Linked DNA regions of Mus musculus: regions 2 and 3 are each linked to region 1. A link is a loop called in an ENCODE intact Hi-C map of the cell type or tissue named here. Cell type or tissue: heart. All regions are shown on one strand. Links, peaks and the distances in the headings refer to the core of each region. The heading gives the core; the rest is flanking DNA.

Region 1 (7,631 bases), core at 1,212-6,211:
TAGTTTTCTATCACGTTTTATGCCTTGTATTCTTGCTGAAAATGCACATAGATTTAAACCCTCAAGTTATTTAAATGTAATGCTAATAAAATTAAAATTTGAATGTAGAGTAATTGCTAGATACTGGGCTAAATATATTATGATAACTATTTTATTTTATTCTCAGAAAAAAAGAAAGCAGTTCCATAGAGTTGAAAACATTGGTAGTTTTCCTAGTTTACTATCTTGGAAGAATTCCCAAGTCTCTGAAGACGAGTGGAGGCAAGACCCTTGTCAGGGTTAGTAGGCTATCTGAACTGAGGAGATGGACCTGAGAGTCCAGCTTTTGCTAGATTGTGTAGGAGACAACACTAAAAGGAGCTATGTAGATAGAGAGCTTCTTAGGTTTGCAGAGAGCCAGTATGTCTATGTCAGGAAAACGCTCAGGGATCAGGAGAGGAGCACTCAATGGGATTCGATGTGGCAGTACACAGGGATGGAAATATACTGCCAATTCTCACAGTTCCGTCACTCAGAATCAGGTCACATTCAATCTCTTCTATAACTCTTTTAGCTCTACCAGTTTCAGAAAATATCACCTAAAGTTCCCCAGAAAGCAAAAATGAAGATGTAAGTTGTGGTAGGTAAAAGCAATGGAGGAACAAAGCAAGGAAGGAGCATATATAAGTGTTCTTTGAAGCTGGCCATTGCTAAAGGCTGCTAATTAATTCAACCCCACAACATTGTCCCATATCTAAAGGCTGTTGTTTAAGTAGAAAGATAAATGGTTGGGGTAAAAGGGGGATCCAGTCTCACTGGTCATGACTTGCCGAGAATTGGACAAAAGACATAGAGTGATCCTTTCTTAGTCATAGAGAATAATTAGTTCTAGAATGAAACTGTTTTGGTATATCTAAATAGTTAAAAAGAAAGTTCTAATAAAGGTTGAAACTGTTTCCAAAAATGTCAACTCTGTCCTGGAACAAAGTTGAAGAATATTTACAAGAGTACTGCGATGTCTAGTACCCCATAAAGTAAAATTCACAATGTCTGGCATGTCAAGATTCTGAATCCTCAGAAAAAGCAACCTGTAAATGTTGCTTTTATCTCCTCAGCTGAATGGATGAGATGAGAGCCATGCTCAAGCTGAGAAATACACTGCTTGGTCTGAGTCCAGAGTGTCTCCTTCTCTATTCTAACTATCCCTAGGTATAAAATGGATTAGCCGCTGTACAATCTAATTTTCCAAGCTGACTGATTCAATCCTGCTTCTTGTGGCTTCTGACTGAATTACTCTTCTTGGCCTCATACTGACTTTGGCAATATGTTCCAGTCTTCTGGCTCCTTCTCATTCTTTGGCTTATTCTGTCTTTATCTGTGTCTAGCTTGGTCTTGTTGTAACCTGTCTCTGTAAAGTTGTCTCTGAAAAACTTCCACACACACATACATCACACATCACCCCCCATCTCTCTGCTCTTAAGTAATCTCTCTTTCCTATGCTGTTCTCATGTGAGTTGGGCGTATCCTATTTTTGACTCATATTTTGTCAAATCTTTCTGTGATTCATCACTTTGTCTGTCCCTCAATTAGATGACATTTTCAAACATGGCTGCTTCCTTTTACATTACTTGCTTACATTTATTGTTAGGGATTAAAGGTATATATTAAGGGCATGTCTGTTTTCCAGCCAGATCAAACTGCAATCTAGGTATGTCTGCATTCTGGCCAGATCATAGATCTCTAGAAGGTCTTTGGATGTGATCCCTTGCCAGTGCAGCCATGTTGCTAGATCAAAATTCCTCTACAGCAACCCAAGTACTGAGACAGATTACCAAGAGATCACCAACTACTGTACCTGAATTAGTGTGGTTATAGATTCAAAGTGAGACAACAAAGTTTTTAAAATGATTCAAATTGCACTCCTGGAGACAAATGGAAACTGTAACATTCATGATGAAATTACATGAGAGGAACCACTGGTGTATTACACAGTAAGGAATAGACTAAGAGAACATAAAGACATAGTATAGAAACTATTAAAATGAAACTAGGGAAGAAAGGGAACAATTAAGGAAAATGAACACAATGTTAGTGAGCAATGAAACAGCTTCAAGTGTCTCCTGCACACGTAACGTTTTTGAAAATGAATGTTGTGTCATAATTTTAAAGATATGTTTATCAATCAAGAGGACATAATACTCTCTGCACTTAGTTACAAACGTTCAAAAGGCACAAAGCAAAACCTCACAGAACTTCAAGAAGATTGACAGATCCACAGAGTCCTATATTTCAATACGATTCTCAATAACTGGTCACAAGTGGGCAGGAATCAGTAATGATATAGGAAATTTAACTTAATTAAGATTTAATTTTAATTTAAGATTTGTTTAACACAATTAAACAAATCTGTTTCACATTTGTTGAATAGTCAATTTACACAACACCACTCCCTTTCCTCCAAATGCATCTGGAACACGTATAGATCGTTTAATTCTGATTAGGTAACTGCCATGTTTCCTATTACAAGTAAATAAATTTTAAAAAAGGCAGGAAGAAGGTAGGTAGCTTGCTGAAGGTCACAGCTATTAAGCCCCATGCAGGACTTAGCACCTGGTTGTCTACACCCGGTGTAGAATGCAGAACTCTCCCACCTCTCTGAGCACCTGGAATAACTCAGGTCTCTATGACCTAGAATGAAATCCTTTTTAAATAAACAAAGGAATGGACTACTCAAATAGCATTCAACATTCTCTAAATACTACTTGGAAAGGAAACATGTTCCCTCCCTCTCCTCTCATGTTCCCACACCAGCCCAAATGGCCCGTGTGCTTCCTTTAAGTGACATGACTTATAGGTATCATAAAATCAAGTTCCACAGATGGTGGGTCTGAAAGAGAAGACAGTTGGAGATTATAAAAGGCTGGTGGGAGCTGGCCCTTTCTCAGGCTGCCCCATGCTAGAGGGTGGTCTCATACACACTCAAACCCAGTTTAAAGCTGCCCAAGTGCTGTACTTCGAATGCTTGCATCCAGACAATAGCCCCTTTCCTGGGGGAGGGGGGCGTATTTATTAAAGGGGAACAAAGAATGGTTAGCGCATGAATGACTTTCTTCGCTTACCTTCTGAAATCTGTTAATCCGGCTATAATGTATATAATGATTGCGACTTGGAAGAACATTGTAATGTTTTCCACCGTAAAGTTTCCTTAAGTTTTGGCAGGAAAATGTCATTGAGAGGAACAACATTTCAGTGGATCTTTGCCTGAGACGTGACACATAGTTGTACTGGAGGGTATGTGAAATGGGAATACTATCGCATCACCATGCTTCGCAGAGGATTTAGGCTGATCAGCAAAGTGAATCTTGATAACGAAATTTCAACTCCCCCAGAATTTTTTCTCCCCTCCCTTCCCCTCCCCTCCCCTTTTCTTTTCTTTCTTTAAAAACAAACAAACAAACAAACAGACAGACAGACAGACAGACAAACACTGCTCTTTCTATTGGACGTCAATGTTTTATTGATACCCAGTTTCCTTTCCCAGTTCCACAGCACAGCTAGGGACTTTGTGATGTCTCTTACTTTCCCCCTATCTCCTTCCATTCTCCTTTGCCTCTACAGCTCCCTCTCCCTGCCTCTCCCAACTCCGTGCCTTCCTCTCATCTAAACACTCCCCAAGGAAGATCAAAGAACCATCCATCCTGTAGCTGCAGCCTAGAGGAAAGAAAGCTCCAGCTCCCCCTTCTGGCGGGGCTGAATGTTGGGTTGAGGGACAGGAAGCTAGGCTGGGGCATCTTAGCTTCTGCACTTGGGGTGGGCTGGGGAATTAGGTGTTGTCTGAAGCAGCTTTGCACAGACATTAGGGGAAAAAACGTGCACCAATTCCCTTTGTGCTAGCTAATGTGATGCCCTTGAATTTGGGAGTGGGCCACACATTCCTGAAAGCCATTGTTTACCTTGGAGTTTTGGAGATTGGCTATAGCTCTGAAGGGAACACCAGAGCTGACTTTGCGAGCGCTTCCCCGGTACTGGAGAGACTTGGAACTCACAGAGGGGGAAAGTCGCCCTCCGGGGTGGGGGCTCCAGCAGAGGAGGGACGGCCGCTGGCCAATCAGAAGGAGAGGTCGCGCCGGGCTTCGCCTCCAAGGGGCTAGCTGTGGAAAGTTGGGAGGCTCAGTCGCTGGCCTGGAGCGCGGCGGCGGAGGCGGCACCGCAGGCTCGCAGCGTCCCCCAGGGCATGGACCCCGCGCTCTGCGGGCGCTCGGCTACTCGCAGCTCCCTGCACGCGGCCGCTTAGAGCCCAGGACCTACCCAGCCGGACAAAAGGCGCCGCATCCCTGCCCAGCCCAGCCCAGCTCCTGGAGGCAGCCGGGCTCCGGGTTGGTCTGCATCTCATTCTCCGCTCCAAAACTTTTGAGTTAGTTCAGAGACTGCAAAAGCCTGATGAGGCACCAGAGAGGAAGCCAGTCCTCTGCCTGCTGTTGAGGAGTAAGCACAGTGGTTAGGAGCTTAGGGCAAAGAGAAAAGCAGCGAGCAAAACAAGAAAAGAAAAGAAAAAAATGATTGCCCAGGAAGTGGTCCACACAGTATTCCTGGTGGCTCTTTTTCGTTCTTCCCTAGCTGGAGATGGGACTCCGCAGTCTGAGAGCAGGGCTGAGGAGATTCCTGAGGGGGCGTCCACGCTGGCTTTTGTGTTTGATGTGACTGGGTCCATGTATGATGATTTAGTTCAGGTTATTGAAGGGGCTTCCAAAATTTTGGAGACGTCTTTGAAAAGACCTAAGAGACCTCTTTACAACTTTGCTTTGGTGCCCTTCCATGATCCAGGTAAGGGGAATACTTACTCTCTGTATTTGTTGTGCTTGGTGATTCATAATTCTATTATTTCTTATGCTATGAATTTGTTATATTGTCAGAAAGTTTCAAAAGCATTTAAAAAAATGCAGCGGAATACGATAGTAACAAAGAATTGCCTACTGGCATCTGGGGTTATATCTCAGTTTAGCAAGGCTTAGCCATGGAGTGAGTAGATGGCTTGTTTAGGGGGATTAAACAGTGGTGCCCTGACCTGGAAATGTGGTCCTCTGAAGATGAGAACCAGGACTTTGTAGTAGCAACAGCAGCAAGCTCAGAGTTAACCTGCTTGCATTTTCAAGCTAAAGACTGTTTCAATTGCTAAGGCAGCCACGGGACAGGAATGGGGTTTTCAGCAGCAGGGCACTGAGCGCAAGCGAGCACACACTCTCAAGATAGCCTCACATGGGAGAAAATCAGACCTGCTGCAGGGCACATGAGCAAGTCTGTAAATAGCAGCTAGGATTGGAACTGGAGGCATGAAAATGAAAGACAGAAGCCATTCATTCTGTAACTGAATCTATTCACCGTGGCACCGGGTCATCATTAGTTAGATTCACCGATGTGTGTAAACAGTATGTTCATGTCTCAGGCGGTACAAATGCATGCAATTTGCTAGGTCTGTGCTCTTGAAAGGTAGTTGAAGAAAAATAGCTTTATGTTGTGCCCTGCAGCTGTGGCTTTCTGCTGCTGTACTGTAACATGATCCTATTTACTCTTTTGCAGTTTCTTTTTCAAGTAGCACCTCTCTGCGAGGCTCCTAGGAGCCCTCATTGTCATCGTGGAGGGTAGCATTACAGGGGGAGCCCCAGGGCTTACTGTCTTGTGTCCACCTGAGTTTCATTAGGCAAGTAGCCGCTCAGTGGAAGAAATAAAACAGTGGTTTCTTAAGAGCCCTCCCCCACTGCTCTCCCACATTCCCCTTGCTTTTGAAATTCTCTCTTCTCTAGACTTTGGCATAACCTCTTTCACAATGAGAGCATGATGTTGAAGATCTCTGGTTTGGTGGTTTCCTCCCCCCTTCCTTGTGCATTTGCCAGGCATATTAAAATCCTAATTATTGCTGGTTATTAAATGTGGTGTATTTCAGCTATTTAAAAAGATGTCCTTGGGATATATTGAGAGGGAGCTAGAATTTTCTGGAATTTTAAAGTTCTTCAATGACAACAATAAGCAGTCCTGGTCTTCTGCAGTATATGCATGCATTTCCACACTGATCGGACATGATATGCTTTTCTATTTGAATCAAGAGTTTGATGGTCATTTGCCGTGTTTACTGTCTCATTAAGACACTTCAAATGTCATGATGTTTCAATTTATAAGATGTCACTTACGATGCAGTCCAAGGCTTTTGTTATTTTGGAATAGGCTAAACATACTTCCTCAACAGGGATGACTCTGAAGTTGACTCAAATATAAAGTAAAAGCGGATTTTGCTAATTTATAGCACAAGTTGCTTGCTTCAAAATTGATGAGATTATGTTACTGGAAAAATATAAAATATGTTTCATCTCATAAATGGATGCCGAATTACCATATTTTGGAATGATGTGGAAATATTTTATAACATTGTATAGTGTGTGTTGCCTCCCAACTGGTATCCAGTGAGAAAGTCTTTAACTCATTGTAGTTGATTTTACTGTAGTTTAGCAACCAGAATTCATAGTGGGGAAACGTGGAATGTTAATTGCCAGTGACTAATAAAACTAGACCCCTTTTTGAATTAAATTGGATGAGAAAATAATTAGAAGTTTAAACTTTAATAAAACTGTGTTTATAACTCAATGTACATACTGGTTCTATTTCCTTTATGATTAAAAATAGAGGATGAGAAACAGCTTATATTATCCAAGTATATTTAAACTATTTTTGCAGATAGGGAAATAGAAGTTAAAACATACAATTGACATTTAAGTTCAATTTCACTTTAATTGATTATTGACATTGTGTGATTTTTTTTTCTGATTTCCTCTTTGTGTGCGCCCATGTGTTCATTGAGAGGTTTTGTTTCCTTTCCAGCTGATGATCAGGATGTAATGACAGGAAGGGCCTTGAATGGAGATTGATATCTTACTGACATTGGGGAAAAGTCAATTTCCCTTTTTGAAGCTCAGTTTCAAAATCAGAGCGAAGGAACTGGACTTGAGCAGGCCTACGGACATTTCTGATTGTGATATTTTGTGACTGTTCTACAAATGGCGTTTTAAATAGTCTCTAATACACATTTATGGTTGAATAAATCAACTGATGTGGAAAGAAGTAACATCTAGCATTGAACTCAAGTAATCATACTAATGACTTGAGGGCTTGCTCTGCTGGCACGTGTCCCCCCTGTGTCCCTAGATGGAATAATGAGTGACAGTCTCGGGCTTTTGCAGACCCACATTACAGTTCAGGGAAAGGTGTGTGGCTACAGGTGGTGGTTGTTTGAAAACATAGAGTCCAAGGAGGAAGAAAGTCGAATCCATGGGCAGTGTGGTGATAAAACTCATCAGAAGATATTCATGCAGGGAAAAGTGAGAAAGAGCCAGCAGCACACAGGAAGGGGAAGCAGCTGCCCCGAGCCAGCCTCAATTATCCTAATGATAATTAACTAACTGTGTTGAAGAAGCCTTTTAACTCCCAAAGTCATGCTTCCTGTATTACTTTAAATTAATTAATTTATTTTTGAGACATAGTCTTTTATGTAGCCCTGACTGGTCTGGAACTCATGATGTAGGCCAGGCTGGTCTTGAACTCATGAACTATCTTCCTGCTTCTGATTCTTGGTGCAGGGATTCTATGTGTGCACCATGACATCT
Region 2 (7,631 bases), core at 1,216-6,215, 74 kb after region 1:
AAATACGGGCTATCAGACATGGCGGAGCAACTCTGCATTTTGTTAATTACATCAAGATGGATTCTGGCTGTTTTATACGGCAAATAGGGCATTGCATCCATAGTTGGTTTGCATGAAACTTTATACTCCTAAAGTCTGATGACAATTGAATAAATCCCAACTGTACGTGTATATCTCAGATATACACAACATGGATAAGTCCTGAATTCTTCCCATAACTGTTTAAATAAGAACACATGAGAGAGAAGTAAAAAAAATGTAACAGTTATATTGATCAGAAATATCACATACATAAATTCATTAACAGTAAATTGGTAAATTCCATTTTTCAGAGTTCATCTGGGTGGTGGTTCCATGAAAAAGTACTCAGACGTTTCAACATTGTTTGCTTATGGAAAACATTTGGCAGTTGTGTTAGCAAAGAGCAGTGTCAAAAATCTAAACGTTTCCCCCTCAACATCTGCATTTGTTTATTAAAAAACAAATCCACCCTACACCCCCATCTCTCAAACAAGTTTTGTCACGGAATGTTTTTCAATTCGTGAAATTTGATCTCAAATTTTTGTATATGTACAAGCTTAGTTTATTTGTTTATTTCATTTCCACATGTCTGACATCTAAGACTTTAGATAGGAATGATCTTAAAGCATTATTTAAAAAAAAAAACCCACAATCTAAGGGAAAAAGAAGCACTTTAGAGGTTCAGCCCTAAGAATGGCTATTAGAGAAACTGATAACCAAGAGCTATTAGAGATTGGCTTTACAGCCTATACCAAGAGGCATCGCTCCTGTCCTCTTGAAAGTGCTTTGTCAATTGAACTCAATATATTTTGCATGCTGTTCTCTACACCTCAATCTGCTTGAAATGGAGAAGTGTCCTTTTGGTAGAAGTACGTGAATGTGGGCTTATAAATCCAGGTGTTCTCATTAAAACTAGAAGACTGACTAGAAAGAAGGAAAAGACTCTCTTTTCCTTTCCACAGAAATGTATACCTGCATCCATATATGTCTTTATTAAGTTATTTTAACTTTGTTCTGAAGAAAAATGGTGACCATGCTGAAATAATCTACGGTATCTTCCTTCTTGGCACTCCTTATGCAGTTTCCCCTGTAGTACTCATTAAATAGCTCGAGGCTGCCTTAGTTAATGGGATTACATACCAGGGCATTTCCTTGAAATTTGTGAAGTACAAGACTTGGTATACGTATCAGTCCTGATCATAAAGGCTTCACTTCTGTTTAAGGTGAATCCTGATGAGGACTGCGGAGTACTCAGCCAACTGGAAACCTAGCCAGTCTGTAGGTAACATGCTGTTGCTACAGAAGGAGTTTGCTATCTAATGCAATTTCCAGGCCTCATCAGAGCAGTTTCTTAGTGCGTGAGAAGCAAGGAGTGCTGAGACTCACAGCTGGTCAATACACTGATAATAATAGATAATAAGTGCCCACAGACTGTTCAGCCACAACCAGTACATCTTTATCGCATCTCTCTCCAAGGCTTAGGGACCACAGAGAGAGTGGCAGTCAGAGGTCATGTATGACTGCTGTGAATCTTTCTTCTGGATGTGACACAGCCATTGCGCTCACAAACTCATAGTTCTGTTTACCTACACAAGATCAAGTGGGTTGATGTTATGATAAGAAAAGGGACACTCGAGACCTCACTCCTAACTTAGTACATAATCACAGTTGATGTCTAACAGGGAAGGGAGAGTCATATTTCTTCAGGGTGTGGCCCCTGGTAGTTTGCCCATGAACCATTGGATGGCCATACTCTATACACCATTGGATCCGCAGGCAAGCACACTAATTGAATGCACAGGGTTAAAACCAAACCAAACCAAACCAAACCAAACCAAACCAAACCAAACCAAACCAAACCAAACCAAAAAAAAACAGACTGAGTTGAAGTTGGGCGTAGGATGTGTTCAGAGGAGTCCAGGAGCATCATTGGGGAGGGTGGATATTCCCAGAATGCCTTGTATCCATCTATGAAACTCAACATATAAAATATGCTAATAAATTCACATCTACTTAATAATGCCTTATTTTTTAGACAGAAATTGCGACAATAAACTGAAACAGCCTGTTGTACTTTGTCTAATGTATTTGACCAATTTGCTCTCAATAAACATCTTGTTACTGCAACATTAATTTTTGTGTTATAGTTGGTGTGTTTTGAAAAACTTAATACAAGTGTACACCCACATGCTTAAATCAATGAGAACATCTAAAACAGATTGGATCATCTTGAAAAATGGTTGACTTGGAATAAAGAACTATAATCCAAGCTCACTGGTACTGTCTCATTACCCAAACAACAGTGACTCATTGTACGCAACTCCAAGAGAAATGGAAACGATTTCTTATTTGAAATAGCTTTTATGTAGTCATGTACTTTGGTTATCTGTTCATTATATAACACATAATATTTGAGACCCTAGAAGTAAAAACTGTTTGATGTGTTTTGCATGGATAAAGAAAGCCACTTGGGAGCTCTGCTTTTGTTTGGAGTGCTGGGCTGGAATCCAGGGCTTCATGCTTTCAAGAGCATCACCATTGAGCCATGGCCCCTGGTCCTTCATTTTGGGAGCTTTTAAAGTTAAATATTTAATGCAGATATTAGGTTTTTGAAGAAAAAGTGCTATTTTATATAAAAGAAGAATAATGAAACAGCTTGCTAAATAGTTGAGGGAGAAAGCATTGAACATGACTTTGGCAATTTAGTTGTCCAAGGAATTGCCGCTTGGTTCTTAACTATCTCCGCCTTGACATTTTCTTGGACTCTCAACACACAGATGTACAAGCACACATGCACATACTCTCTTTATTAGTGTGTGCATCATGCTCAATAAGGTGAAGTCGGGACTCCTCCCTTTTAATGAAAGAGAGTGTCTAGCAGTCCGTGCCCAGGCTTACAACAGTGCGGTTTCGTAGCTCTCAGTGCTGCACATTTTCTCTGTAAGCGTACATGAGTGTAGTTTCCAAATGCTTCTCTTATGAGAGCATTTCCTGAAGGCTTCCTCACCGCATCTGATTGAAGTTTATAGCAACAACCTGAGTGGGCATTTGTTCAACTTTTCTCCATAACTACGCTATAAACACCACATCAGTCCTGTTAGTTCTGATTTCCAAAGCCCGACATCGAACTTGACCCATAACAGAAATATCAGTTGATATTTGTATGGAACAATAAAAAAATTACATTCTTATTTATGTAACTTTAATTTATTTGTTAAAATTAAAAGATGTTAAGGGATGGGTATTAATTTCTAATGTTTTATTTAATGGTATAGTTAAAATGTATACTTTATATTGACATTCCTTAAAATTTTCTACTTAGTAAGTGCAAAATCAAATAATTTGTGATTGAAATTTTTTGAAGAGAAATTTAGTTCAGTAGCAGAGCGATTTTCACATAATTTCACCTTAAGATGTTTTCTTTAAAAGAAGAATCAAATTTTAATTGCTTTTGGAAAGTGTACCTTTCGAAGTGGCTTTTGAATAAACGTAAGTTTAGTAAGACTAATGTGACCGAAGGTTTCTAGCATGGATCTAGAAGGACCAGCAGGTGGCGCTGTATTCCAATACAGAGTAAGAAATGGAGTCTTCCAGAGGGTGGACTCATTTGGTAAAACCAAAAATTCTATCAATAATTTTACAAGAAAATTTATACAGCACTCTATGAAGCCCATATATTAATTTATACATGGAACATAAAAGTTATTTGAAATTTGGAAGGAACGCTTTTTCTCTTTTGCTTTTATTGTTTCTAGACTTAGCTCTGCTGTCATAGACAGAGGTATAATTATACCAGATTTTATTTTATTTTCTTTCAGTGTATACTAATAAGATGTACCAGGAGCTGGAGTAAATGTTACTGCAAGCAATGGTTAGACTTGGCTTCAAGAAAATGTGACCACAGAGTGGATGTATTCCATATAGATTGACAGGGATTTTGATGGTGTTAATTCATGTGTGTTTGCTTAACATGTTACTTCTACTTTTATTATATTTAATTCACTCTAAAAGGGATTGCATATTTTGCTCTGAGTGATAAATGTAATTCCAAGACATAAAAATTATTTACAAATTTTTATTTTTATATTTTCTTCATTAATGAGCTTGTGAGAATCACAATCAAGTAGGAGTCTTCTGAGTACACACTATATTCACTATCCATAATGCTCAGCTCTGTGAGTACATACTATATTCACTACCCATGATGCTCGGCTCTGTGAGTACATACTATATTCACTACCCATGCTGCTCAGCTCTGTGAGTACACACTATATTCACTACCCATGATGCTTAGCTATGTGATTAGATAGAAAATATCCCAGGAAGACTTGTTAAATGAGAGCGTGCATTTAGATCCTACAAGAACCTTAAAAAATCTCTGTTCCATGAGATATTTACTAAAGAAGCAGTTTTGCTAAAAAATCAATTCAAGAGATCTCATTCCTAATGTCCATAATAGCATGCTTGACTAGGAATAACCAAACCCAACCCAACCCAACCCAACCCACCCAACCCAACCCAACCCACCCAACCCAACCAACCCAACCCAACCCAACCCAACCCAACCCAACCAACCCAACCAACCCAACCCAACCCAACCCAACCCAAACAACCATCCAACCGACCACCTAGCCTAATTGTTCATTAGGCAAATATTTAAGCATCCCCTAACTTTAAAACTATGTGTACAGTAATGTTCAGGGGTCAATATTACAGCTTGCATCTTAGTGCACCCTAAAAATTCTTAAGTTTAGGGATTGAGTCACAGACTAGCACTATCCCAAGTTGTTGGAGCCTTTAAGAAGCAAAGCCTCATGGGAGGGCTCCAGGTCACTGGAGGATCCAGTCTCTCCTTTCTCCTCTTTCTTCTTCCTTTCCACGAAGTGAGCACTTGTGTATTACACTATTGTGTGCTCCTTCTGTGGTAGGTTACCTCCTCCCAGGTCCAACAAGCAACAGAGTTAATCAGTTGTAGACTGTGGCTTCTCAGACTGAGAACCTAAGCAAACTTTTTATTTATTTTTTAAATATAACTTAATTGTGTCAGGTTTTTTGCTACAGTGAAAGAAAAAAAAAACCCCTCATATAGTAAGTATAACTAACAGCAGTGCTATTAGTCTTTCCCATCCTGCCAAGAATTCAAGGACTAAGTTTTACAGAGGCAAAAATTGGAATCAGGAGGGCAAGACATTCTTTTGACATATCCTGAAAAATAATATGAGTTGTTTCCCATTTTCAGGGGATGAGTTACTAGTCAGAGAGGAAAGTTAAAGGACTCAGAAAGAGCAGAGTTTAGGCAGCTACTAACAAAGATCTTTCGACCCTCATGCTCACCTGACTTCGTAGAATGGATAATGATGCTACTTGAACGTTTGAAGAGCAGTCATTGCATGTTGAAGCACTCAGTTGACTATTTCCACACCTCTAGGGATGCTTGTAATATCTTAGTTGACTAAAAAAAGGTAACCAGAATTTCATCTTACCATGTCTGGATGCCAGCTTCCAACTCTCACAGCAAGTTCATTCCCATAGTAACTTCCAACATAGGTCAGTTTATTGGATCCAGGCTAAGAGATTAAAACTGTTTATTTATCTCCACTTTGTCCATCAGAGCATAAGTTTTAGATAATGATGTATGACTAGGATGCTTGTGCCATCTGTATCTGATTAGCAATAAAGGCAGCTTGGAACATGAGGTGGAAAAACCAGTGGTCAGCATTGGGTAACATCCTAGCAGGGCTGACTCAGTACCACTGCCCTGGTGTGTGGGTTGAGGCATTTAAGTACATTTTGTCTTAGGAGTTTTGAAAACGTCATTAGGGCAAGCACCTGGAATTGGTTCTATCTGGGGAAAGGCCAAGAGACAGAAAGGGAAAAGCAGAGAGAGCTTCGGCATGGACACTGTAATGTTTAAGAGGGGGCGGCTGAGCACTGATACTACAATCCCAGTCTTAATGGTCTCTTGCTGAAACCTTCCCTTCCACATGGGAAGAGTCACAGAGGGAGAGATTGCTGCTATCATTCTTATTTTATTTTATTTTATTTTATATTTTTGGCATGCTTGTATTTTCATGTCTTGGTGTGTAATAGAATCAAATTTGTAGTTGATAATAGAAGCTCAGTGGATTTGTGAATAAATTATTGTAATGACTTTTCCAAAAGACTGTTTTGTGCAAAGTGTTTACTGAGCATGATGGGAGAAAAATGTTAATAAAAAACTCTACTTAGCCCAGATTCAACAGGGTATATACTATAAATATTATTACAGTATATGTATTTATGATATATTTATACTATATTATGATATTATATATACACACACATATATGTATGTATATGAATATTCCCAAGGGTTATAGATTTGCATGGCACCCAAAGTCCTTCTAGCTGGGAGGCAGGAGTACTTATAGTGCTCCCTAGAACTAATAGAATCTAGCTTGTTCTTAAGGAATACAGTCTATAATAGGCAGCATTATGTTTATGAATATTTTGTGTGTATGTGTGCATGCATTTATATGTATGTGTGTGCATGTTTGCACGTGTGTATGTATGTGTTTGTGCATGTGTGTATGTGTATATACATGTGTGTGTATGTGTATGTATGTGTGTGTGTTTCAGGTGAATCCAGGCTGAGGTGACAGCTGGAGTCAAGTAAAAGTGGGTGTGGAATCTTCTGGACTTAACTACAAAGCAAATGGAAAGATCAGGCTTGGTGTAAGGTATGTGAGGGAGACAGGGCAGGAGGGAAGGTTGACGGGCAATCAGGACTACACTACAGAGAGCTGGCAAGGCCAGGGTAAAGCAGCTTATATTTTAGCTAGCAGTGAATTTATAGAGAAATAGTGGTTTGTACATTCATGAGTAGTGTTCGATTCTAAAATCTTAAGGGTCACTGATGGCAATTTTCTCTTCTTGGTCCGTTACATGACTTACAAATTGCTGATTTGATTATTTCGATCACAAATTCACAAGCGGATGTGTAATGCTTCCTACACATGGTTTACAAAAAGGCCTAGGAAGGGTCTTTTGCCTTTGTCTCCCAATATTCAGTTTTTTTTCCTTTAGCTTTTGTAACATGGAAAGGGAGATGAAGACGACTACATATGGCCAATCCACGCCACGAACACAGCAGCTGCTTTGGCCCATAGACCCTCAGAAGTTGGCAGAAAAATTTAGCCAGTCCCTTGTAGTTTTTTTTTTTCTTGTTTGTTTATTTCATCTCTTGTGTTTTGTTTTCATGTTTGTGTTATACCCTTCTTATTATTCTCCTCAGTCCCTTCTTTATCAGCTGTCCCCCTCCTGTCCAGTGTTTTCTTCAAAACTCAGACCATATGTTCTTTCCTTGGGACTTTGCCAGAAACCTCACTTCAACTTCCCCATGTCTGACAGGCAGGGCACAATCCCAACCACACCTGGTTCCTCACGATTCTTTCAGGGCACGGCAGTTACCTTTAATTGTAAGAACTGATAAATCATTTCAGCTACTGGACGTTCTTTTACAGCCCTGGTGACGACACTGGTTTCTGGCCCCTACATGTATGGAGCACCAGAGGACAGGCTTGTCGTAGGATTTTCAAATGCCAGAACATGCTTCAGTTGTATTGAATGGA
Region 3 (7,631 bases), core at 1,216-6,215, 51 kb after region 1:
GTCTTTGAGCCATCTTTGAGCTTATAGGAAGCAAATCTTGGACAGTTCTGAGAAATCTTCACTAGTGAGATGTAGTAAACATGTGGCCCATAGTAAACATGTGGCCCATTCCGGCTAAGAGATTCTGATTGATTCTATTGTGAACTTGTCAGCTTGAGAACAACATTGAGTAGAGATAGATGTGTCACATAAAGTTGGTGGCCCAGCATGTAGTCCTGTCTCCTCACCCCTAGTTGGGAAGTCGTTGCTTCTTCTGAATAAAGTCCACAGCCAGTGAAGTTCGCATCTCGGGGATCTTCTGCAGATTAATAAAAGGATGTCTGGAAGGGATTCTGAGATACTTCAGAGGAATGCAGTTTGATTTTATAACATCATGTTGATGTTGTTATTTATCAGGCTCCAAGGAGGCCTCTTTTAGTTTCCTATTTGAAGGCCCAGAAATAATTTTCCCTAACATGAGGTTTTCCATGGAAATGCAGAAACAGCCTTTGGAACATAACATTTGCATAATACACATTCTTCCGAGGAGTTCTCTTTCTGAGCCTATTACTTTGTATTTAGCCTTATTTCCCCCTTACTCTCCAAACTGCGATTATCCGCTTCTACTGCCATTTTTTTTCCCCTAGTTTGGAGGGCTTTCATTAGTTGGGAGTTTAGAGAAACAATACTAATTTTCTTTGGGGATGAACAATTTATAGGCAAAGAGAGGCTGGGCTTTGTAGTAGTAAACAGTGTATCTAGGCTCTCTTTGCCTTATTTGGGTCCCCTTGTATCTTGGATTTCTTTGACTTCCCTGAGAATCTGTTTTATGGCTCAGCCAGGTTTCAGCAGGTGTGATGTATCATCGTGCAAACCTTTGCTAGCTGCAAATACTCGCTGAAAATGTATTTAATCACATATTTCAATCTGCTGTATTAATGTAAAAACTACTTGAAGATAAATACATTTCCAGGCGCAAAGCCAACATGAAACTCCTACACAAATAAATATGGCAGAACCAAATTAAAACTCTCGCATTTTCCCTGTCTCTAGATTTGGCCATAGCAGTTGCCTACTTTTCCTTTTGTGGTTATCATGTTTGTGTTCTGTGACATACCTCTCCTCAATTCTGCCTTTGCATAGGGACCCATTTTGCCCCCCAGGCTTGCTGTAAACCAATTATGTAATGAAGAGACACACTTTTTATATTTGCCTTCAGTTGTATGAAGTAACTTTCAATATCCCATTATCCTCCTTTTTCTTAATGTAATTTAGCAAGTTAAAGCACGTTATTTAAAATTTGAAACTTTGAGTTGAGTGTCTTTCTGGGGGACTTGTGTCTGGCCGAGTGGGGGGACAGGAAACTGGGTGTGTCACAACATGAGTTTTCTTCATTAAAATTGTTTGAAAAGAGAGATAGGAAATACCTGCCTTTTGGAGTATCCTCTCTACCAGTTATAGATGAAGTTAGGATGAGGTTGACCTTGACTGGTAGATGCTGCACTTGGTAAGGTGTTTTAAACGCCACTCGGGATTGATCTTTGCCCAAAGGTTGGGAGAATGAGAACCAGAAGTGAGTGCAGCCGCAATGAATTAGAATCTGGAGGGGTTGGCAGGAACATGTCCAGCATTCAGGATGCCAGTGGATGAAGCACAGGGCATGCTAAGAGATTGCAAAATCCACTGCTATGTCGCCTGAGAGTTCACGGCAAAGTGTGTTAGGAAGGGAGTCACTTTGTGGGAATGGGGAGGACCGAAGCCCATAAAACTCTGAAGTACTTCCAACCTCATTTCTCGGCTCTTCTTGCCAGGGCCGTTCTTCCTGCTGTCCGCAGTTAGCAGCGTGCTGGGGTAGGCTTTGCCTCTCAGAATAGAAGGACCAAATGCTGGAGAGGAGACACTGGCAAGAACCAGCACACGTCACACCTCTCAGAGCCTTTTCTCTTTCAATCCTTTAGGCGAGTTTTAGTGACTAACCTTTAACTCTATTATATTGTGTGTGTGTGTGTGTGTGTGTGTGTGTGTGCGTGTATGTGCTATTTGCTTTACACCTATACTTACTTTCATATATTATTTATTTGTTTAATTTAATTATAGATAGTAGAACAAAGCCACAGAAGTGAGGTGACTTATGACTAACCAGCAGATAAGCGACAGTCAGAATTCAGGATGTGAGCTTGAATTAGTGTGGACTACATTTTTCTCTCCCACCTGCCCACTGCCCAGATACTATTACTTAGTGTAGCCCACTTGTGCCAAATAAAAACCTGTTGGCATTTTTCTTCTGTAATATATAACTGTTAATTAATAATGAATTAAATTAACTTCAGAACAACAATTTGGTATGTTTGAGACATCTAAATGTTATTTTATAGTTGATTTTTAAAAAAATATATCAGAATGATTGCTGTGTTCTGGCATTTCTGTAATGCCAACACAGCAGACAGGAAAAAAAAAGGCTGTAGCTTCGTCAACACCTTTACTAAGTAACTTTGCAACAGATTTAGTTTCACAAATCCCCACACATATCTGTAAGGTGTTGTACTTAGCCTTCTCCTGCTGTCTTCCAAGACAAAGCCTTTTTGTCTTAGAAGAGGTTAGAGGGAGAGGGAGGGAGGGAGGGAGGGAGGGAGAGAGAGAGAGAGAGAGAGAGAATTGCATTACTTTAGAGTACATTAAAGTTTCTTTTTGTTTTATGTGAGGCAATGAAACATATATGATGTATGACTTGAAATAGAGAGTGGCCCTATTGACAGATACATGTGTAGATCAGTCTTTAAATAATAGGCTTTTAAAACCTGTGCTTGAGTTTGCGTTGGAGTTTTGCCATATTGTTTAAATTAGCTCAAGAGCAGAGAGGAGACTCCTAACAGGAAGCCATTGTAATTTTCTGCTCTTAGACATTAGTGTTTTTACGAGCTGAAGTTCACTGTCTCAAGGGACAATAGAATCCCCCTGGAATGGTTTCTGAGCCTGTTGAATTGTACATTGGTATTTTCAAGCCTGCCCATAGAAGAGTAGGGCCTTTATTTCATTTTTGTGATGACATGACACTATCCCCAAATGCCATTTTTATTTACAGTGACCTTTTTCAAAACTATAATATTCAGAACAAAACACTTTAACTAATTTTTCAGTAAATGTGTTCCATGTTTATTTTGAAAAAAAAATCATAGGGATTTAATCATTATTTGGCTTTTAATATCCATGTAACAAAGCAACAGATTAAAAAAAACCTATAACCGAAGATTTTCTGAGATATATAGAATAAAGTATAATAAGCATTTTGAATTGGATATAAACACATGAGTTACATTTGTTTCCATTAAAAAGACTCAAGCATGCTATTTCTACAAAGTTAAAGTTCATGTACAGTGCTTTAAATAAATTTACCATCATTGCTATCTATAAAGCAATTTTTAACAGTGGTGCTTTGTTGAATGTGACTTGACAAACATTTAATGTTCCTTGCTTGTACAGTTGTGTCAATGGATTTCCTGTTTAGAAATGTGCCAGGGTGGAGGAGAGTGGGTGTGAGAAAACAGGGCGATGTTGGGCTCACACTATGACCAGATGGTCTGTGGGATTGCTCAGTAGGTCCTTGATACGCTGGTACATCAAACCCAAGAGTTAATGTGACATGCTACAGACATCTTGGTATATAGCAAGAAACATTTGGAAAGACCCTGTCCTCCCTCTCATGTAAGAGGGGTGTTGTGTTGAGAAGGACGCATGTCACACACTTTGACCACACTGTCATTTTCGTGCAGCATAGAGTCCCAATCTGTGACAGTGATTTAAGGCCCTTGGACATTTCCAGCATTCACGTGCCTCTGTCCTGACTTTTGTCAGAGGCAACTGTAGTCACTTCTTTGTTTTTGTGGACTGATGCAGAGTCTGTGCCAGGGCCAGGGCTAATTGTCACCTTCTGGCTGCTTGGTACACCTGCTCCTTGGTGATGTCTGTGATCTCTGAGCTCTACCTGCACTCAATGGGAGAAGCTGCTCAGAGTCTCTGGGCTTAGAAAACCTTCAGGTCCAGGCACAATGGTTTGGTTAGTCATTGCTTTTCTGCATCCTATGAGACTGGTAACCACTCAGGTTCTTTCTAAAACACATCCTTCATGCCTGTGTTTTCACACTGTTGCCTTATCTATTATATCTACATCTTTTTTCCTTTCACCACTGAACAATAAGACAAAAAAAAAAGTGATTCAAAGGATAGAGAGGGGCTTGGTGTGAAACCAGTTGTGACCTCACTATCCATAAACAGGGCCTTACTGAAGTTCTGGCTCCTTAGACAGTGAGAGAAGAAACAAGAGGAAGTGTTTGATGCCACATGGCCTAGAGCAGTGCTTTTCAATGGGGCCTTGTTAGTACAGGGGTGGGACAGATCTTCCCAGGGAAGGGCTCTTCCAGGCACTGCAGGGTGCTTGGCATCCTGGCCTCCAGGCATCAACTGCTGGTTACATCCTCCATTGTGTCAGGCCCAGACTTCCCCACGCCTTCATTCTCAGACAGTCTCTACAGTGGTGGTACGGTTGGTATGGTCCTGTGGTCGGAGGTAACTGGGGGTTACACTTACCTCTTTCCTCTGAAGTCACTTATCCTTTATCATTTTTATTATTTTTGGAGAAATCATATGGTGTATTCACTCTGGTGCTGTTTATGTTAACCCATTGCCAAGTGTACTTCTCCCATGCTCTCCTGTTGACATGTTTTCAGTTTTTCTTCTTTCCAGGGAGTTGTCTTTATTGAAATGAACTTATTTATTACATAACAGGAGCTCCTTCTGATACTTCAGAGTCAGCTCGGACCTGAGCTCCTGGGCTTCTAGGAATATATCATCTCCCACGAGCTCCTAGATGCCTGAGTCACATTTATCAGGCTGCAATGCATTGTGTTCCATGCCCACCTTTCAGGACACATAAGAACAGATAGATACCATTTTGATGGTGCCAACAACTGTAGTAGAGGGTCAAGAAATAATTGCTGTTGTTTAAGCAAAGGGGTGAAAGCTATTGCAGAGGTGGGAGACATTTAGGTTGGAGGAAAGCAGAAACAGCTTCTATCAACTGGCTGCAAGCACTGTTGAGTACAATGGGCTACGTTTCAGTCTTGAGCTCTGGGGTGAAGGTCTTCGTTCTCTCGTGCTCACAGGTTGGCAAAGACCACATGGCCCTTGGTTAGCACAGGGCATCACTTGAGCTTGGAGCGAACATTTTTGTAGTCAAGTTAACTTCTCTTTTTAAAAAAAAAAAACCCAGAGTGATATTGAAACGTCAGAGATTGTGATTATTCAGAATGATTTTAGAAGATTGGAATGGGGGGAGGGAGCAAGTTTGAATTCACAAAAGTGAAGTTAAGGGCTAGGCATTAAGTCATATATCAATTCAATTGATGGGTGTTGAGAATGTCATTTTTTTCTAGTCTCTAAACTTCTTAGCTTTATCACTGAAGATGTTTTCAAACCAACTCTCAGTTCAAAAGAGCTCTTTCTACTATATTTTCAACATTCTATGAGAATGGCTCCAATTCTCAAGTTTTCCTCCCTTCATCCTTCCCTCCTTCCCTTTCTCCTTTCCTCCTTCCCTTCTTTTCTTCCTTCCTTCCCCTCCCTCTCTCCATCTCACTTCTCTATCTTCCCTATTTCTTCCATTTTTATTTTGAGACAGGTTGTCACTATGTAGCCTTGGCTGGTCTGGAACTTACTGTAGACTAGGCTAGCCTAGAACTAATAGAGATCCTCCTGCCTGTTTCTCCTCTGCCTCCCGAGGGCTGAGTTATAATAGTATGTACCACAAACCCTGGAATTTTGATGTTTTCTTTACAGGGTCACAGGATGTAGTTCTAGCTGGCCTGGAACTCACTATGTAGATCAGGCTAGCCTCAAATTTGCATAAATCTCCTAGCTCCCACTCCGAAGTGTTGGGATAACAGGCTTGTACTACCATATCCAGTTCTCTCTATTCATGTTAATTCAGCCGTTAGCACTAGACACAGCCACAGGCAAACATCAGGTGCACTGGGGAGAGGTCATGCGCACAACTCCTGCTTCCCTGGTCGTATTCTTTGTTCTGTTGGTGCTAGTGAAGATCTCACGTGGGTCAGAAGCCAGGGAAGTGACTCACTTTACCAGAAGCGCTCTATAATTTTGTCAGCAACAAGCCACTGAACAAAGGTCTTGGTAGTTTTCTTATTCTGCGGTCCAGAAAGCTAGAGAAAAGATGTTTACTTTGGTGTAGTCTCGCTAACTTTATATGAATAGACTTTTGTTTAAAAATAGCTTCTTTTTAGCTAAGCCTTAAAACCAGAAGGGATCATTTTTTTCCCTAAACGTTTTATTTGGGGGATTTTATTCAGTTTATTAATTTGCTTAAGAGTATATTTCTGTCTTTGTATATATGTAAAAACATAAAAAAGCCAACCATACAAAATCTGATATGTTTAGAAGTTGATGTTGGTTATAATCAAGATATGTATTCAAATTAAATGATGCAAGTTTTGCCCATCTTTAATGTGTGGGACAACCCTACTAGCTATGTTAAATCCAGGCAAATTGTGAGCACCTAAAAGGTGATTTCCCTGCCCGTTGCTGCATGAGACACTTCTCTTAGGTCCAAAGCAAGATGAGATTGAAGGGTACTGGTAGCTAGACTAATTGAAGAAACATTTCCAAATGCCTACTTTCTTTCAAACAGTGAGGACATAGAGACAGAGGAGACGATAAATCTTGTCCTCTTGAGACACACGATCTGAAGGAGGAAGTAGACATGAACAACTGCAATAAATATTAAAAGAATGTTCAGTCTTTCTAGAAAGGCAGCTCTGAGGGTGCAGGCCATGGACAAGAAGGAACGGTTCGCTTTGGAAGGCGCCATCACTGAGCAAGTCAGTGGAATAATTTGTACTTGCCTGGACTGCATAGCACTCAGCGAATCCAGAGCTATACAGAGTCTCTATGGGAGTGAGATGCTGAGGTAGAATTCTAATGGACAGTGCAAATCCTCAGAACCTCATGGAGAGCTGTTCAAATGATCCACCAATGTTTCATTGGCAGTTCAATCAACTTTTTTTTTTTTTGAGTAGAAAATAGTTTCCCCAGAATATGCAGGGCTCTTTGACCAAATGACATATTTCCCGTTCATGTCTTAGCTCCAAACGACACCATTTCAAAAAAAAAAAAAAAAAAAAAAAGAGCTTGACCCACCCAATCTCAGCGTCCCGTATGGACGTATTCTGTTTTTTAAAGAAACAAACTTTAAAAATCCATTGTGTACATTAAAGATTATACTCATATTGTGTTCTTTTTTTCTTGATGAAACCTTATTTCATGAGCTAAGATACCAGAATTTTCTGTCTTGCTCTTTATTGATTCACGATCATCCTTTATTTTTTCATACCACCTCATGATGAGGATGCTGTGCGACCACCCATAGATCACCAGAAAGTCATCACCCACGTATTATTTTGCAACAGTTTTATAATTTTTTGCTTAATTTCTAGCTGATACATTCTATGAGAATTTATCTGATTTCTTAATTCTGGTCATTTCTTATTATTGCCTTAGCAAATTGCCACAAATTTAGTGGTCTAGAAAACCATTAGCTTATTGCCTATTTGTTTTGAAAGTATCAGCCTGTGCAGGTAGAG

Evidence for each region. Peaks named below come from ENCODE experiments on the same cell type or tissue, not always from the same donor. Only the 100,000 strongest peaks of a DNase experiment are listed, where the experiment ranks them.
Region 2: a loop joins it to region 1, with 2.1 times the contacts of the local background. A loop is called at or near these places in 10 of 42 quality-filtered maps.
Region 3: it touches region 1 in a loop (1.8-fold over the local background); 4 of 42 quality-filtered maps call a loop at or near these places.

What each region holds. Positions count from the first base shown.
Region 1 is chr1:150,989,956-150,997,586 of GRCm38, reverse strand. It overlaps Hmcn1 (hemicentin 1), which reads left to right and starts at 4,152. Exons shown (of 107, transcript NM_001024720.3): 1 at 4,152-4,803. The coding sequence starts at 4,536. In heart, for the core only: a CTCF peak has its summit at 3,737 (motif pointing left); DNase peaks (open chromatin) are centred at 4,136 and 5,206; H3K4me3 peaks cover 2,731 bases; H3K27ac peaks cover 2,487 bases.
Region 2 is chr1:150,916,420-150,924,050 of GRCm38, reverse strand. The region is part of intron 1 of Hmcn1 (hemicentin 1); the gene reads left to right. Among named protein-coding and RNA genes, the nearest start is that of Hmcn1, 73 kb to the left of the region's middle. In heart, for the core only: a CTCF peak has its summit at 3,566 (motif pointing right); no DNase peak of the experiment used is centred there.
Region 3 is chr1:150,939,039-150,946,669 of GRCm38, reverse strand. All of the region lies in intron 1 of Hmcn1 (hemicentin 1), which reads left to right. Among named protein-coding and RNA genes, the nearest start is that of Hmcn1, 51 kb to the left of the region's middle. In heart, for the core only: no CTCF peak of the experiment used is centred there; no DNase peak of the experiment used is centred there; H3K27ac peaks cover 323 bases.